Linked DNA regions of Homo sapiens: region 1 is linked to region 2. Evidence: read pairs that join two places in POLR2A ChIA-PET (ENCODE). Cell type or tissue: GM12878. All regions are shown on one strand. Links, peaks and the distances in the headings refer to the core of each region. The heading gives the core; the rest is flanking DNA. Region 1 overlaps ENOX1 (ecto-NOX disulfide-thiol exchanger 1). Region 2 holds the start of ENOX1-AS2 (ENOX1 antisense RNA 2).

Region 1 (8,341 bases), core at 46-8,045, 310 kb after region 2:
TATTAAGAGTAATACGTCACCTTTCTTTTGGTCTTGATTCTTTTCAGTTGGTTTCTGCTTTTTTCCTTATCCAATTACGACCAGATTTCCTTAATAGGAATCTAGTCCTGACATTTCAGAGACATAAACTGATGTATTTCTTCTACGTATCTACGTGTGTGTGTATATATACATATGTATACACATATATATACATATATATGTATATAAATACACATATATATACATATATACGTATATAAATACACATATATACGTATATATGTATACGTATATGTATACATAAGTATACGTATATACGTATATACACATATATACATATGTATATATGTATACATTACACGTATGTATGTATATATACATATGTATATGTATATATGTGTGTACATACATGTGTATACATATGTATATATACACATATATACATATATACACACACACATATATACATATATACACATATATGCGTGTATGTATGTGTGTGTGTGTGTATATATATATATATTATTATTATTATTTATTTTTTTTTTTTACTGTCACCCAGGCTGGAGTGTGGTGGTGTGATCTCGGCTCACTGCAACCCCCACCTCCTGGGTTCAAGCAATTCTCCTGTCACAGCTTCCCAAGCAGCTGGGATTACAGGTGTGTGCCACTACGCCTGGCTAGTTTTTGTATTTTTAGCAGAGACGGGGTTTCACCATGTTGACTAGGTTGGTCTCGAACTCCTCTACTTGTATCTTTTAATTTTAGCAGCTTGTTTTTTTTTTTAGAGACAGGTTCTTCCTCTGCCACCCAGGCTAGAGTGCAGTGGCACAATCATAGCCCACTGCAGCCTCAAACTCCTGGGCTCAATAGATCTTCTTGCCTCAGTCTCCTGAGTAGCTGGGGTGACAGGTGCATGCCACCACACCCAGCTAATTTTTTAATTTTTTGTCACTATGTTGCCGAGTCTAGTTTCAAACTCCTGGTCTCAAGTGACCCTCCCACCATGGTCTTCCAAAGTGCTGGGATTCCATTCATATTTTGAGTGACTGGTCTTAGACTCCTGACTCTAAAATCTGCATATTAATGTATGCCTGTATAACTAAATCTGCTTCTGTTCTTATTGATCCTGCATCTGTAAATAAAATGCTGGCTTAACAATGCAGCATTTCCTGCTTGCTGCATTGATTCTCCACAATAGAAAACTCAGAGGTCACATGTTTCTCCATCCTTCAATTCACCAGAATTCTATCTGCTCAGGAGATTAAAAAAAAAAAAAAGATACCATTGTTATAAACTCCAGAACACAAAACACTTCTCCATTCCACACAGAAAAAAATCAATGCATGTTCCTCATTTCCTAATTGAAAGGATTTTTGGTTAAACATGAGCTTTTACAGCTTCCTCCACATCTCCATATGACCATCACTGTCAGAACCATCATCTTTGAGTATGAATGACATGCTATATGAAGGGCAGAGAGAAATAGACACCAGGAGAAAAACATACAGAAATAACATCAAAGAGTGAAATCTGGTCAAAATTCCCTAACCTGCTTCTTGTCTCTCCAGGTTGTGTCACAGTCATTCAGGAGGCCTCGGGCACTGCTTTGTTCAGGGGCTCATGTACCCGTGAAGCTCTAACACCTCTCACTCCTGCATGCTCTCTCTCTCTCACTCACTCTAAATAACCACTTGTGGGCCTTACATTTCTTTCCTATAAAAAATCTTTAATGTTTTTACAATTATAATACATGTTGACGGTATAAAATTAGAAAGCCCAATTAAGCCTAGATAAGCAAACTAAAATCATCATTAAATCTAGTACTCAGAGACTACCACTCCTAACATCTGGTACATATCCTCCCACACTTTTCTCCTCTGTTAAAACATTTTCAACAAAAATAAAATTATAAAATCATCCACAATTGTTTTCTAAGTTCTAAAATAGGTAAAATGGCAAGAATACATGTTGATTACTTTCTGGTATGATCTTAGCAAAACCAGTAAAGCATTAGAGATAATTGGACCTTAAGCCAAAGCCATAAAATAATTATGATGTGAGACCTGAACTATCTCCAGCCAGCCCATGGTTCATTACCAAGATGAGCAGAATTAACTAGCAAATAAAGAAATACCTTACTAACTAAAAATCAGAACACCATCCCTCAGCCAGGTCATATGAGACAGTCCAGTCCACAGACAAAGCTTTAAGCAGGCTATAAATATATGTGGTTGACACATTCGGGGTGACATAGTGGAAAAGAGTTGAGGCTGAATTGTTCCTGGTGAGAAGAACAAAAACTTAAGTGCCAGAGGTCCAAAGAAAAAGGCTGGGCATGGTGGCTCATGCCTGTAATCCCAGCACTTGGGAGGCCAAGGCAGGTGGATCACTTGAGCCCAGGAGTGTGAGACCAGCCTGGACACTATGGCAAAACCCCATCTCTACATGATATATAGAAATTAGCTACCTGTGGTGGCTCATGCCTGCAGTTCCAGCTACTCCTCAGGAGGCTGAGGTGGGAGAATCACCTGAGTCTTGCAGAGGGTCAAGGCCGCAGTGAACCGGGATCGTACCACTGCACTCCGGCCTGGGCGACAGAGCGAGACCCTGTCACAAGGAGAGAAGAGGGTTGAGGAGGGGTGAGGAGGGGAGGGGAGGGGAGGGGAAGGGGAGGGGAAGGGAGAGAGGGAAAGGAGAGGGGAGGGAAAGGAGAGGGGAGGGGAGGGGAGGCAGAGAGAGAGATGTGCATGAAGTGGAGATGCAACACACCACTGGCCATTTTTATGTGCATCCGTGTGTCTCATTGGACTGGGAGCTCTCAGCAGGTATCTTATTCCTCTCTTTTATCTCCAGTGCCTAGTACTTAGTAAGGATTTGCTCATTAGGGGCTATCCCAGAAGCAGTTGAGCTGAAATTGGACAGGCAGGAACAAGTCTGCATTATGCATGTTACAAAAAAGATGAAAATTACCTTCTCTAGTTATAACTGTCCCACTGTGATTTAGGCAAAAGCCATCCTGGATATGTCACAGGTAAATGTTTGTAAATAAGCAGGATATACTTGGGAGGCTGAGGTAAGAGGATCCTTTAAGCCCAGGGTTCCAACCCTGGACAACATAGTGAGACTGTGTCTCAACAACAACAAAAACAACAACAAAAAAAAAAAAAAAAAAAAAAGCTGGATAATTTTAGGGTTGTAAGCATCGTTAATCCAATTTCTTAACATAGACATATAATATTGATTTTCAAACTCCCAGCTGAATATTTTTCCCCTAAAACATACTGTTTCCAAGGTTAATGTGTGTTATGAAAGATAAAAATGTATGGGAGATAATTATACGAGAGACCTGATATGGTGGATTAATTGCAAAATGGCCCTCAATTCTCTGCTCCTCTTTGTATCCATTCCCTCTGATATCTGACTTTGCAACTCCTCCCATCAAGAGGTAGGGTCAATTTCCCCATCCCTTGAACCTGGATTGGCTTTGTGACTTGCTTTGAAAACAGGATACAGGGGGAGTGAAAGTGTGCCAGTTCTGAGACTAGGTCTCCAAAGGTCTTGTGAGCTTCTCCTCTCTCAGAATTCTGCCTACCACCAAGCTGGCCAGCTGGATGATGAGACACATGTGGTTGTGTGGCTTGGCCATCTCATCACTCCAGCTTTCAGTCAGCCAACCACCAGACATGTGAGTGAGGACACCCTCAACCAGCCGGCTCTGAGCCACTCTGTCATGTTAGCACAGATGCATGGCATTTCAGCAAAGAATTAGGGAAATGCAAATTAAAGCCATAGAGAGGTATCAATACACACCTATCAGAGTGGCTAAAATAAAAAATGACAACACCAAATGTTGGTCAGGATGCAGAGAAACAAAGCCATTTTACACTACAAGTGAGAATGTAAAATGGTACAACTGCGGAAAGCATTTTAAAAGTTTCTTATAACACTAAACACGCAATTACCTACTAGTACACTCTTGGTCATTTATCCCAAAAATGTATGACTTTTTTTTTCATCCAGCCAAATAAAAACCTATGTTCAAACAAAAACCTGTACAGGAATGTCCATCACAACTTTATTCACAGTAGTCAAAAACTGGAAACTGGAAACAACACAGAAGTCTCTCAACAGATTGGCCGGGTGCGGTGGGTCACGCCTGTAATCCCAGCACTTTGGGAGACCAAGGCAAGCAGATTACTTCAGGTCAGGAGTTCCAGACCAGCCTGGCCAACATGGTTGAAACCCAATCTCTACTAAAAATACAAAAATTACCCAGGTGTGGTGGTGTGTGCCTATAATCCCAGCTACTCAAGAGGCTGAGGCAGAAGAATTGCTTGAAGCTAGGAGGCAGAGGTTGCAGTGAGCCAAGATCACATCACTGCACTCCAGCCTGGGTGACAGAGTGAGACTCCTCTCAAAAAAAAACAAAAAAACAAAAAACAGATAAATGTTTAAAAACCTGGATTACTCCTCAGCAATAAAATGGAACAAATTATAAATACACACAATAACTTAGATAAATCTCCAGGTAGTTATGCTGAGAGGAAAAAAAAAGACAATCTCGAAAGGCTGAACACTGTGTTTATATAACATTCTTGACATGACAAAATTATAGAAATGGTGAACAGATCTGTTGCCAGTTCACAGACAGAGGAGGGACAAGAAGAGAGGAAGGTGGATGTGCATAGAAGGCCAGCATGAGGATCCCTGTTGGATGAAAGTGTCCTGTATCTATGTCAGTATCCTGACTGTGATATTGCACTACAGTTTTGTAAGATATGACTATTTGGAGAAATTAAGTACAAGGAATCTCTTTGCATTATTTCTTATAGCTGTGTAGGAATCTATATCTCAAAATAAGTTTAATTTAAACTAATTACCTGAATGGCTTTGGGCAGGTTACTAATCCTAAGCCCTGGTTTCCTTATCTGTAAAATGGGGGAAAATAGGACTTAATGAGGCTTAAATTAGACGATTAAATGATGTTTACAGTATTCTTAGTGCATGATTAGTATTCAATAAATGTTACTGTTGATATTTGTAGTAATAGTAACAACAGTCAATAAACATAGTCATAAATTCAAAATTTTATTTGTTAAAGTTCTACCAGATTTGGCAGGGATGGCAGCAAGGCAGACAGCAGTCTGAGCAAAGGAAAGGACGCTCTGTTTGCTCAAGGTCTAGAAAACCAAGAAAAACAGCTCTACCTTACAAACAGCTAGAGAATGAAACAGAAAGTTAAGTAAGTGAAAACCTGGCCCCTGGAACTGATAAGTTTCTTTTTTTTTTTTTTTTTTTGAGACTGAGTCTCTCTGTGTCACACAGGCTAGAGTGCAGTGGTGCCATCTTGGCTCACTGCAACCTCTGCCTCCTGGGTTCAAGCTGTTCCTGCCTGAGCCTCCTAAATAGCTGGGATTACAGGCGCCTGCCACCACGCCCGGCTAATTTTTTGTATTTTTAGTAGAGACACGGTTTCACCATGTTGGCCATGCTGATCTCAAACTCCTGACCTCAAGTGATCCACCTGCCTCAGCCTCCCAAAGTTCTGGGATTACAGATGTGAGCCACTGCTCCCAGCTGCTTGAACTGATCAGTTTCTATAAAGCTATGTAAGTAAACATATATCCAAAGAGTCATAGAACCTCGGAGTTAAATTAGAACTTAACTCACTGAACTTTTTCAACCCCTCATGCTATACTGAAACAGTCTCCACAATATCTGATAAAGTTGTTTTCTTAACTTCTAGTGATGAAGCCACTATCTTGCAGAGTAAAATATAATTGTTTAACTCTAAATCAGAGGATGACACTCTAAACTGCACATCAGAATCATTTGATAAACATTTTAAAAATAAGAGTTTAATGATTTTCAAAGGTATGACTTTTTTTCATCACCTTGGAAGATGTCTCTTCAGTGTGTAGATACAGGCAACAGTTAAAGATACTGTATTTACTTCTTGGATGATGTCTTAATCCAGCCAGACTACAGCATAATCAAGCTGCATCATATTAGGGCATATCCACCCACCCATCCATTCATTTAACAAGTAATTACTGAGCATCTTCTATGTGTTAAGACACCATGTTAGATGCTGGAGCTACAACTGTAAGCAAGAGTGGCATAGTCTCTGCCTTCATAAAATGTCTATCAAGAGAAGAAAATAACTGCTTCATTATCACAAAATTATGCACAATGGTGGAGATTAAAGAGGGGCTTTGGGAATACCTCATAGGATGCAGAAGCATCTACTTGTCTGAAAGGTTATCAACAATAAGACTCTCTTCCCTATAGGAATACACTGAGAAAATATAGACCAACTCTTTTTTCATTAGATAATGAAAAGAAACTCCTCATTTGTCTGCCATCATGAAAGAATATCCTGGTCTAAGTGCACTTTGTAGAAGGCTAGAATGTATCACCTTGTACTAAAGGTTTATTTAACATTTCTAAAACCAAGTCCTTCTAAAATGCAACATTAGGTACTGCCCTGAATCACTAAAATAGACAAATGATTGTAATTTATACTATTTTCAGTGCTCCTGGTAATCCTCATGAATGTTAGTACTATGTATTTATACCAGGAAGACACAGAACTCTCTGAGGGATGTAGAGGAACAGAACTCCCACTGCATGCTGTCCCCTGCCATCTGTCCATGCCCTCCCCCGAATGCCTGGAACCCAACGTGTGCATGTTTGCCCCACACTAAACATCCCTGGATCAGTGATGCATTCTGTTTTCTTTAGGGCCCGTTGACTCCATTAGCACTTGTCCACACTGCCCACCTCTGCCATCATCCCTCCCTTCTATCCTGCTCTCTTCAGCTAAATTGTTCTTCTCCTTGCATTTTATAAGCTGGAACATAAATAAAAATTTCCAAGGGAATCCAAACAACTGTCATCATATATAAAGTAAAAAGACTCTTTGCCCAAAACAAAGTTCACATGCACAGAATTTGTGGAAAATATTTTCAGTGGGACAAGAGGCACTGCACTTTCCTGACTTTATTCCAGGATCACAGATATTCCAAAAGCATTAAAGTGGAAAAAAAAAAAAAAAACAAGCAAACAAGCAAGCAGATGCCACCTGCCTGGCAATGAGCATTATGTCAATTATGATTAGGATTATACAGAATTTTCCCTAGAAGAAGCTCAAACATTTGTACTATTATCTCCCTTATTTTCCCTAAATTCCTGGGATATGAAAAAGGCAAGTACAATTATTATTATTTTGAGAGGGAAGCTGAGACCACCAAGATTCTAAGTGAGCTGCCCAAAGTCACAGAAAGAGGCCCAAAGGTCTTCCTGCCTTCCTGTCCTCATTCTCCTTCCAGGAAACAATGCTCCCGGAGCAGAGATGCCCACAAGATACCTAATTTTCCCCTCAGGTATAGAAAAATTGAGGCAAGAGAATGCAAATTCCTCAGCACTAAAACCAGTGAAAATTTTTAATAGACATTTTCAATCTGAAGGAAACCACCTTTATTTCATACAAAAACACATGGAACTACCTCAGACGATAAAGAAAATACCCTCATGTTTCTAAATTTGCCACATGGACTCATCACATTTCCAAACACCTTGAAATTACTTCAGATAAATGCAGTAACTCTCAGAGCACTTTTTATACAGAGAAAAAACACACTGTTCTGTGAGAGTATAAAAAACTACCTACACACTTCCACAGAAATGACTCTGCATTAGCATGTTACAAATATCAACTCCCTGCCCACTATCTCTGGATGTCTGCTCACTTTTCAGCATGAGACTAGATTGTTTTCAGAAGAATTTCATTTTGTTGGGAGAGCCTTTCCTTGCTCTTCAACTTGAGGGACTGTAGGTCCTCCTTCTTCGCCTCTGCATCTGCTGAATTTACTCAGGATTCTTGGAATATAACATTTTAAAGTGCTCACCATGTTCTTGCAGCTTTAAGCCAAATCTGTGTCTCCTTCCAGCTCCAATTAGTAAAATATTACAAACTTTTACAGGAAAGGAATTGGAAAGATCATTCCAAGTAGTCAGCTGTAGAACAGGAAGAGAAAGAGCAATAAAAAACAATAAAATAAAATAAAAGTGTGTCTCTGCTCTTCTCTAGGGTCATGCTGCCTCCTCCTACAAATATAATTAATGCATATTCTCCTTGTCTGCTTTTTCTAAACCATATGTCCTATAAAACTGGACTTACTGGTACAAGGAGAAGGGTAATGTTTAATGTGCATGGGTGTATCTGAGATGGATAGGGCTGCTGAGATATGTCTTGAGGGATAGCTCAGTGTTGGCAAAAGTCTGAAGAATTCATCTGGCAACATCTCGATTAAGCGGGAAACTCATAAATTAAAGCAGCTCAGGGGCAATTTAA
Region 2 (8,341 bases), core at 85-8,084:
AAAAGCTCAGAATCCTTATATTAAAAGAGCTGGCACTGACATAATTTGATTTAATCCTGTAAATATGCATGGAAGTCCCGATGTACATCATCTACTATGCTCTGCCTGCGTGATGCAAGGTGAATCAGGCACCATCCACTGTCCCTCTTGTTAAGGAGTCCACAACTGTGCTGGCAGGACAGACACGTATATAACTGATTATAATGTACTTGAGATAACTGGTATATCCCGGTGGTGGGAATAAGAGGCTTTGGCAGCACACGGAGTAAAGAGCGAGGATCCTGGAAGGCAACCTGCATGTAGGGAGAGTGGAAGCTCACCCGAGGAGGTGACATTTGAGCTGGTTGTAAAGGAAGAATAGGATCAGACCAGGCGAAGGAGAGGCATTCCAAGTGAAGAAAAAACAATTATCCACACATGCCAAGTTTTTCAGATTTGACTTTTAGAAGCGTTTTACTTCAAAAAGGTTTAAGTGTGCAATGTCTAACAAGAAGCAAAAATTACAATCTAGATTGTTTCTTTATGACTAGCCTGCTCTTCTCCCACGGATCCTAGCTGTTTAGGAAGTACAGGTAGTAAGAAGAGGATGTGAAGTACTTTGGTAGCCACAGAGAAAGTGAGAACGCTGCAGTAACTGAACTAAAGATTAGAATTAGCACTGTAGGCCTGTGAGTGGGGTCGGGGGAGCTACCAGTGAATTGAGGAAAAGCAAAAGTGTTTTAAGCAGACTGCAATAGCACCCCTTTTCAGTCTGCTTAAAACATAAGCCTTAACCTTCTTAAGAAAGAGTCTGCTAAAACACAGTCTGCCAGGCCTATCAACTACAGGGTCTGCGAGGAATTTGCTCTGAGCTGGGACCTGTTAGTCATCAGCAAGGAGAGCAAGGAGAGCGGATCATTTTCTTTCAATAATTTAATCACACTGGTGTGAGTGGAGGTGAAGGCTGAGCTGCAGGCTTCATATTCTACTTCTTTCACAGACGGCAAAGGAAGAGTAGAAAAGCAAGGTCCCCTGGGTGGACCTGGAGAGAGAAAAAAGTTCTGGGACATCCCTTGTCTTCAGCTGGGTTCTAGGAAAAGGCCAGGGGTGACAATAGCTCAAATGAAGATGGCCGGTAAATGGCTGAGAAGACCAAGAAGACAGACTGTGACCCGTTTCACAGTGCCTAACTAAACCAGAATTTCAAATTCTTAAGTTAGCTAGAAACATATTTCATTTATTCACATTTTAAAAAAATCAAGTTAATTCATTCATATTGGCATTTAAAAAACGTGTATAAGAGAGGTACAAAAACTGAATTGTGTTCATTGTTCACCTTTCTTTGAGTTCTACATACAGAGTCAAGTTGTAGGAGGGATGTATTCAGGAGGACAAGCCTTGGGGATTTCACTCTTTTATTATTCTCTGTATAAAAGAAGATGGTTTGTTGGATCCACGTGCCACCCGTACCTCTTCCCTGGGCATGTGGCCACGAGGCAGGGGGCAGAAGCTGCCCTGGGCTAGGGAGACCTGGGTTCTGGCTTCCAGTTCTGGGTCTGCCACTGACCCACTATGTGAACTCGGGCTGGTCACAGTTTTCTCAAGTAAGAATGAGAAGCAAGGACTGGACTGGACTCTTTTCCTGGCTGTTTTCTGCTCCAGTGCTTTCTGATTCTATAGAACAATACTATGTTCTAGAGAAATGTTTCCTTCTTTCTGGGTTTTTTTTTTTTTTTTGATACGGAGTCTTGCTTTGTTGCCCAGGCTGGGGCACAGTGGCACGATCTCGGCTCACTGCAAGCTCCACCTCCTGGGTTCACACCATTCTCCTGCCTCAGCCTCCCAAGTAGCTGGGACTACAGGCACCCACCACCACGCCTGGCTAATTTTTTGTATTTTTAGTAGAGATGGGGTTTCACCGTGTTAGCCAGGATGGTCTTGATCTCCTGACCTCGTGATCTGCCCGCCTTGGCCTCCCAAAGTGCTGGGATTACAGGTGTGAGCCACTGCCCCCGGCCCACTTTCTGGGTCTTATACATTTCTTTTTTTTAAAAAAGCCACTGCAATAACAACAATGTCCCATCTAGTGTTAAAACAGGGAACATGGTCCAGGACTGCAGAATGAGGAATGGCGCTCAGGTCTTTCCTGGCTTGGGGGTTCTGAATGGCGATTGAAGGGCATGGATCCTGCTCAGGTGGTTTTTGTTGGATCTCAATGACCCAACTTTTTCAAAGAGGGCATTTTTTAAAAGACTGTGTTTTACAACTTTTATGTGTGATGTACAACACCAGCATAATAGGACCATTACCAAGGGCACATGGAACAATCTTTCCTATTATTTTTACTGGCAGCTATCACCAAAAGCAAAAGAGCCTCCTGGGATGCAGGTCATCAGGCAGCCCCTTCCTGGGAGATAAGAAGAGATTCTGGGTGTGACGCAAGCAATTCAGCTAAGCTCTGGCTCCTCACTGAAATCTTCACAGACATAAACCTGGGAGTTCTGCAGGGTTTAATCAGTTCAGCCTTCCCTTTTCATTGCTTTCTTTCTGAAAGCTCCCACGAGGAAAACATCTCCAATCTGGGTAATAGCTAACCACACACTCAGAACTTTCCAGGTTCCACAGTAGTCTGTCTCCCTTCTTCCTAAATGCCAACCCACAAGAAAAGAAATCAAGGGAGGGAACAAATGTAAATACTGAGACAATGCAGGTATCTTTGAAACAAATGATCATCTTCCTTCTTGTGGGTTTGTCCTGTGCCTTGTTTTTTTTTTTTCATTAAGTGCCAAGACAATTTAATTTGTAAACTGCCATATAAAAATGGCCTCATTTTGGAATCTGCCTCCCTTTTGGAACCCAGGTCAGTTCCGTGGAATATTTGTGGAGTGACTACAGCATGCCAGACACTGTCTTAATGATGTCTGGGCTGAGAGAACAAAATGAGCCTGGACTCAGAAATTCTCCATCTCACTGCCTATTGCTCAGAGCTTTGTGGCCCAGATTACCAGAATTTTCAGTGGCAAGGATTTCCTTTTTTTTTTTCTTCTTAAACCTGAGTTTCTTGATGGTTGAATACATCCCAGTGGCTCCTTATCTTCTAGAATGCTTAAATGCCTACTGGGCTGATGGCTCTAACTCACCCGCTTGTTAACCTGCGTTGATCTCTCCTAACTGGCTACCTCTCTATGCCCTCCATGGCTATTCTGCCTTCTGGGCTTACCTTCTAGTCAAATACTTGGAATTCTCCTGTTTATAAGCCCCATCTAACTTCTGCCCAACCTTCAGCCTTGGCTTGCCAGTTTAATCTGTCTCTACTGTGATCCACATCCCCAAATCAGCTTGGTTCTCATGTGCCCCAAATTGTCCTTAACTCCCTCATCCAACAATCCCATATTCCTATTCCACAGTCTCCATGCCCATCCTGGGGGCACAGTACTCTTTGACTAAAGTTTAGAATGATAGTCTCTGGTCAGTCCTGTCCTACCAGTCAAACCCTAATCTCAATCCAGGTCTGGAAGCTGCGATAATCTTGAGTACAATACGAACTGGTAATCAGCAAGTGGGGTAGCTCAAACAGAATACTGGCAAATGAAATTTGCCTTAGAGGGCCATGAGAACATAGTGGCCTCTGATTAATACCAAAGAAAGAAAACATCTAGAATATTTCTTGAACACCTAGAGTAATGCCTGGTACAAAATAGGAGCTCAAAAAATTGGCAAATTATAGAAAGATGTCTTTTAAATAACACATTGCAAATGTTGAGGATATGACTGTCTATTGTAAGATTCTTCTGGATAAACTGTCTGATTCGTGTGTATATCCCAAGGGCCCAGCACAGTGCCTGACATATAGTAGGCTTGATAAATATTTGCTGAACTGAAATGACTTTGTTGAGAAAAGTATGTCGATGTCACTTGGTGGAGGATATCTACTTTTCCAGCAGTGTGGATGAGCAGGACATCTTAGGATGTCTAAACTAAAGGATCAGCTTGGTTGGGCCCCTAAATTTACATGCCAAGGTGTTCTTAAGGCACTAGAGTATGGAAGTCTATCAGATGGACAGGGACCACAATAGGAGAGGGGTAGGAACCCTGCAAGATAGTCTGTGCCCTGACTTACATTCCCTGTCTACTGGAATTCTCTGGACCTTTGGGTTTTATCCAGAATGCAGGAGATCTTTTTGACACCTTTTTCACTCATTCATATGCAAAAGCAGAAATCTGGGTCTGGCCAAGCATCTCTGATGCATACATGAAATGTACATGAGCATAAAACAGCCAGCTATAGCCCTTCTAATGGAGACCTTCATAGCTGCCATAACAGCTGATGGATTGGTGTAAGGCTAGTAGTTTTGAAGTTATATTTTGTATTTATTGTTGAAGCTATCAGAAATGTAGAGAACACTGAGGTCAATCAAGAGTATATGATTTTCCAAGTATATTAAAATGTGTTTGTGTTCCTTTCATACAAAACATAAAGCATCCATCTTTAAAATGTTCACAGCAATCAATGCCTTTAATTGAGCAGAAAAGCATATACAGATATAGAAATGTTTAGTCCTAGCCGTGGTTCCTGACAATCATCTTCAGAGATAAATTTCCACAATGGATGTTTCAATTAAGACAGTAATATTTATTGAAAGGTAAACCATAAATGTATAGCCACTGGAAACATTATTGAACAGAAGTAATTTATGCTGCAGCTGGTGCACTGCATTTTTGCACTGCTTTGATTTTATCAGCATTTGTCAATTAATCAACATGAACCTTGTAAAACATGTTCTCTTATTAGTTGGAACAGGCAATTGCTTGCAAACTTTGCAGGAGAGGTCATTTAATAATTTGCTAATTGTGCAAAGACAGATTTAAAATAAAAATAAAAAAGGTTAACTCTCATTACCATTGTACCTAAATAGGACTTTGTTTAAGCTTAGGCTTGCCAATTTAAATATTGTCAATGGTTTAATTTTTAAAAAAACTTCAAACGGCAAATAAAGATTAAGATGAAGATCAACTTAGCTCTAGGTTTTTAAAATTTAAGAGCATTTTTTGTTTGCATCTTTGCCATTTCAAAGAGTTACTAGCCTTGAGGCTATAGTTATAAGACAAATTGACTATATTTTATTGGGAGAAAAGTGAAGAGAAAAAAGAAAAAGCAAAAGAAACAGGAAATGCAGCAGCACAAAGAGCAATCCAGTAGTACAGTTCTTTTTTTTCTCCCCCTTTTTTGCCTCAACTCATTCTTCATTGATCTAGATGAGATGTCACCTCCCTACTTTTGACTGCTGGTTCATTTTCAGTTCAGTAAGTGAGAAAGAAGCTGAGTCAAGCCCTCTCTTTGGGTAATTCATGCATCAGCACACTCGCCAACTCTCCTGGCAACCAAGAAAGCACTTTAACTCAGAGCGGCATCGCCACCAACAAGCATTCTGCAGCCATCTAAAAGGACGCAACTGAGTTTAAAACGGGTAACATACCTTGGAGAGCAATTTCTACACTGGGGTCTGCAGGGCTGAATCGAGAAATCCGCACCATCTTAGAAGTGTAAGTGAAACTTAAAATGAAATGGCATGCCTTAAGGCATTTATAAGAGTAAGAATTTTGCACAGAGTTCACAGAGACAATGTTTGTTGAATGAAGATGGGCCTTGCCAGATACAGTCTAGGCAAAGTGCTTTGCTGCAGAGCTCCTTTTATAAGAGTTTAGAGGCCCAAGTTGCTCTCTGCCTGTTCAAACTGGCTTATCAATCCATTCCATTCCATTCTGTTCTCAGTTCTAAATAAGTCATTATTTCACGCACATTTCCCTAAGCAGACGCAAACACTGTTTTCCAGTGTGAGACTCCCTTGGGCAAATTAGGTTTCTTGGAAAAGGGTCAAGGAGCGATCAAACAAAATACCTCCTAGAAACAAGTGGTTTCAGGGGACATTGTGATTTATGCAGGCTACAAGTCAAATTTTAGACACTGGTTGGGCAGTAATGTTGAATCTGATAGGGCTAGTTATGGGGAGCAAAATCCTGCTACCTGCAGTTTCTTTTTAAGGTAATAATAAATGGGCGTATTTCTTATGGAAACAAAACTGATGATCATAAAACAATCAATAGAAAGTTTCCTTTTCTAATATTTTGAATTAAAAGGTGTTAAACAAATTTTAATTTCTTAATAAAATTGTAGTAAAGTAACTTTCATAAGGCAAAAGTTCATATCTTCTATTCTCACAGTCTTACCTAACAAACATGAAATACTTCTAAAATAGATACTTCTTATTGTTTTTTTTTTGTTTGTTTGAGTCACAGGGAGAAAAGTCCCTTTTATGTTCTTTTAATACTTGCTTTTATTAACCTCAGCTTCAGTTAGCTCACTTCCATATATCAAGATTCTTTCTACAACCGAAGAGACAAGAGGTAAATGCAAATGTGGGAAGGGAAGCTGCTTGGTAACACACTAGCTGCTCCCTGGCAGCAGTTATTTCTATCTAAAGCATATATACCATATTAAGAGGCCATAGTGAAAAATGAAAGGATGGAACGGCAGGTTTTCATTTGTTTTTAACATTTTAGAATGCTGTAAATAAGTTTGTGTGTTTCAATTCAAATGGTTCCATTACCTCGGAGGCCTTAATCATTTGTAATAGCAATTTCGGAAGCGTCCAAAGCTTGTGCTTAAGGAGTATTATTGGCATTCAATATAGTCATATGATATTAAGCAGATTTACAACGTTCTATGTGGTTATCCCTGATCATCTTTATTTAAAAGTAAGTTCTGGCTGATGAGGTGGCTTAGTATCCTCATGGATTTTGGCTTGTTAGCCGTCCCCTGCCAGAAAATCTGGCTCTGCTGGACACCCTCACACCTCTCCAAATAAACCTTAAATTTGCAAGGTGAAGTGGGGGGCAGCAGATGGCAGGAAGAGTTCAACTAAGAAAGAAGTTTACAAAGGCAGCTTTTTAAGAAAATGTACCTGGGGTTTTGGTTTTATTCAAGTACGACGAGGCCAACAGATCAGGAGGTGACTGTCATTGAGAGGATAGTTTGTCACAGTTCCAAGAAGAGCAGGCATGCCAGACCACACTGGGCTACCTGGGGAGGCACCAGGGTCAGTAGGAGGCAGAGGAAATACGGGGAAAATGTGGGGAAGGGCCTTTATTATGGTTTCCATGGAAAGAACAGGCAAGACAGAGTAAGCAGCTTTAGGATAGCTAATTTAAATAATTTCAGCAGGCTCTGTGGTATAGGGACGGTTCCTAGTTATGCAGTACCTGGCCCTGGAGTGATTCAGGGCAGGTAAATAGTGTTCTGGATTGCAGGAGCCTGATAAAAGGAAGCAGGTAGTGGCGTGGACTCAGGATTGGTTGGTTTGAATATCAAAGGCGAGCTCATGGGCAAGATGTTTGCTATCTCTAGGTATCAGCTGACCCAGGAAGGTTTAGCATCCCAAGTCCACAAGGCCCCAAGATGTCAAAGCACTGTAAAATACAGAAAATTTTTAAAAACAACAACATAATTAATAGAAGCCTGTCTGAAACACTGCTATAAGAAACATGAAAACAGAGCTTCTGAAACTTCACTGTCCACAGGGATCACCCGGGTATTTTGTTAAACTGCAGATTTTGATTCATTAAATCAGGTAAACGTTGAGACCTTGCATTTCTCATAAACTTCTTGGTGATGTTGGGACCACATTTTGAGTAGTTAGAAGTAAAAATATCATGAAGGGTCTTCTCTCTGGCTCATCTTCGGTCAGGAAAGGGGAAGGACCTTACATACCGAGTCTTACCTTGGACCAGACGCTGCAAGGCACTGAATATATATACTTGGTCTTATTTTGCTTTAAGAGCAAACTTTGCTAGTGGGAAAATTATCCCAATTTTATAGGTAAGGGAACTCAGGCTGGTTAAGTAACCTGCTCTAGGTCATTTAGTTAAAAGGTAGTAGATATAAATGTATCTGGCCTAAAAATCCATTTTTCTCCCACCACAATGTAAGTACACAGGGCACTCCTCTGATGGAAAATGAAAAGTCTGTTGGTAAAGGCTTCATAAAATATAAAGCCCATGAACTTCAATAGTGGCCCATTTACAACTTGACTTATGGAAAGAAGAGAAATCAGAATGGTACTTATTGTCTCACAATTAGAAATAAATGGTGTTTATTAATAAGTGATTATTTTATCATAGCCTTCACAAAACACTTTAAATGGGAGTCCCTATAAAACTAGTGTTTTTATTAAAAAAGATACGTACATGTACATGGTAAGATATATACAATAAAAAGTTAGTCTTGCTCCTAGTCTCCTACTTCTACTGCTCACAGGTAACTACTGTGAAGTTTGTATAGCCTTGCAGTACTGTTTCTATGCAA

Evidence for each region. ChIA-PET counts read pairs that join two places held together with the same protein. Peaks named below come from ENCODE experiments on the same cell type or tissue, not always from the same donor. Only the 100,000 strongest peaks of a DNase experiment are listed, where the experiment ranks them.
Region 1: POLR2A ChIA-PET joins it to region 2 with 5 read pairs; 2 of 35 experiments call an interaction of 5 or more read pairs at or near these places.

The regions. Positions count from the first base shown.
Region 1 is chr13:43,753,834-43,762,174 of GRCh38, forward strand. All of the region lies in intron 1 of ENOX1 (ecto-NOX disulfide-thiol exchanger 1), which reads right to left. Among named protein-coding and RNA genes, the nearest start is that of ENOX1, 29 kb to the right of the region's middle. In GM12878, for the core only: no CTCF peak of the experiment used is centred there; DNase peaks (open chromatin) are centred at 3,548 and 5,178.
Region 2 is chr13:43,443,426-43,451,766 of GRCh38, forward strand. The region is part of intron 3 of ENOX1 (ecto-NOX disulfide-thiol exchanger 1); the gene reads right to left. It overlaps ENOX1-AS2 (ENOX1 antisense RNA 2), which reads left to right and starts at 5,427. Exons shown (of 4, transcript NR_120399.1): 1 at 5,427-5,523. In GM12878, for the core only: no CTCF peak of the experiment used is centred there; no DNase peak of the experiment used is centred there.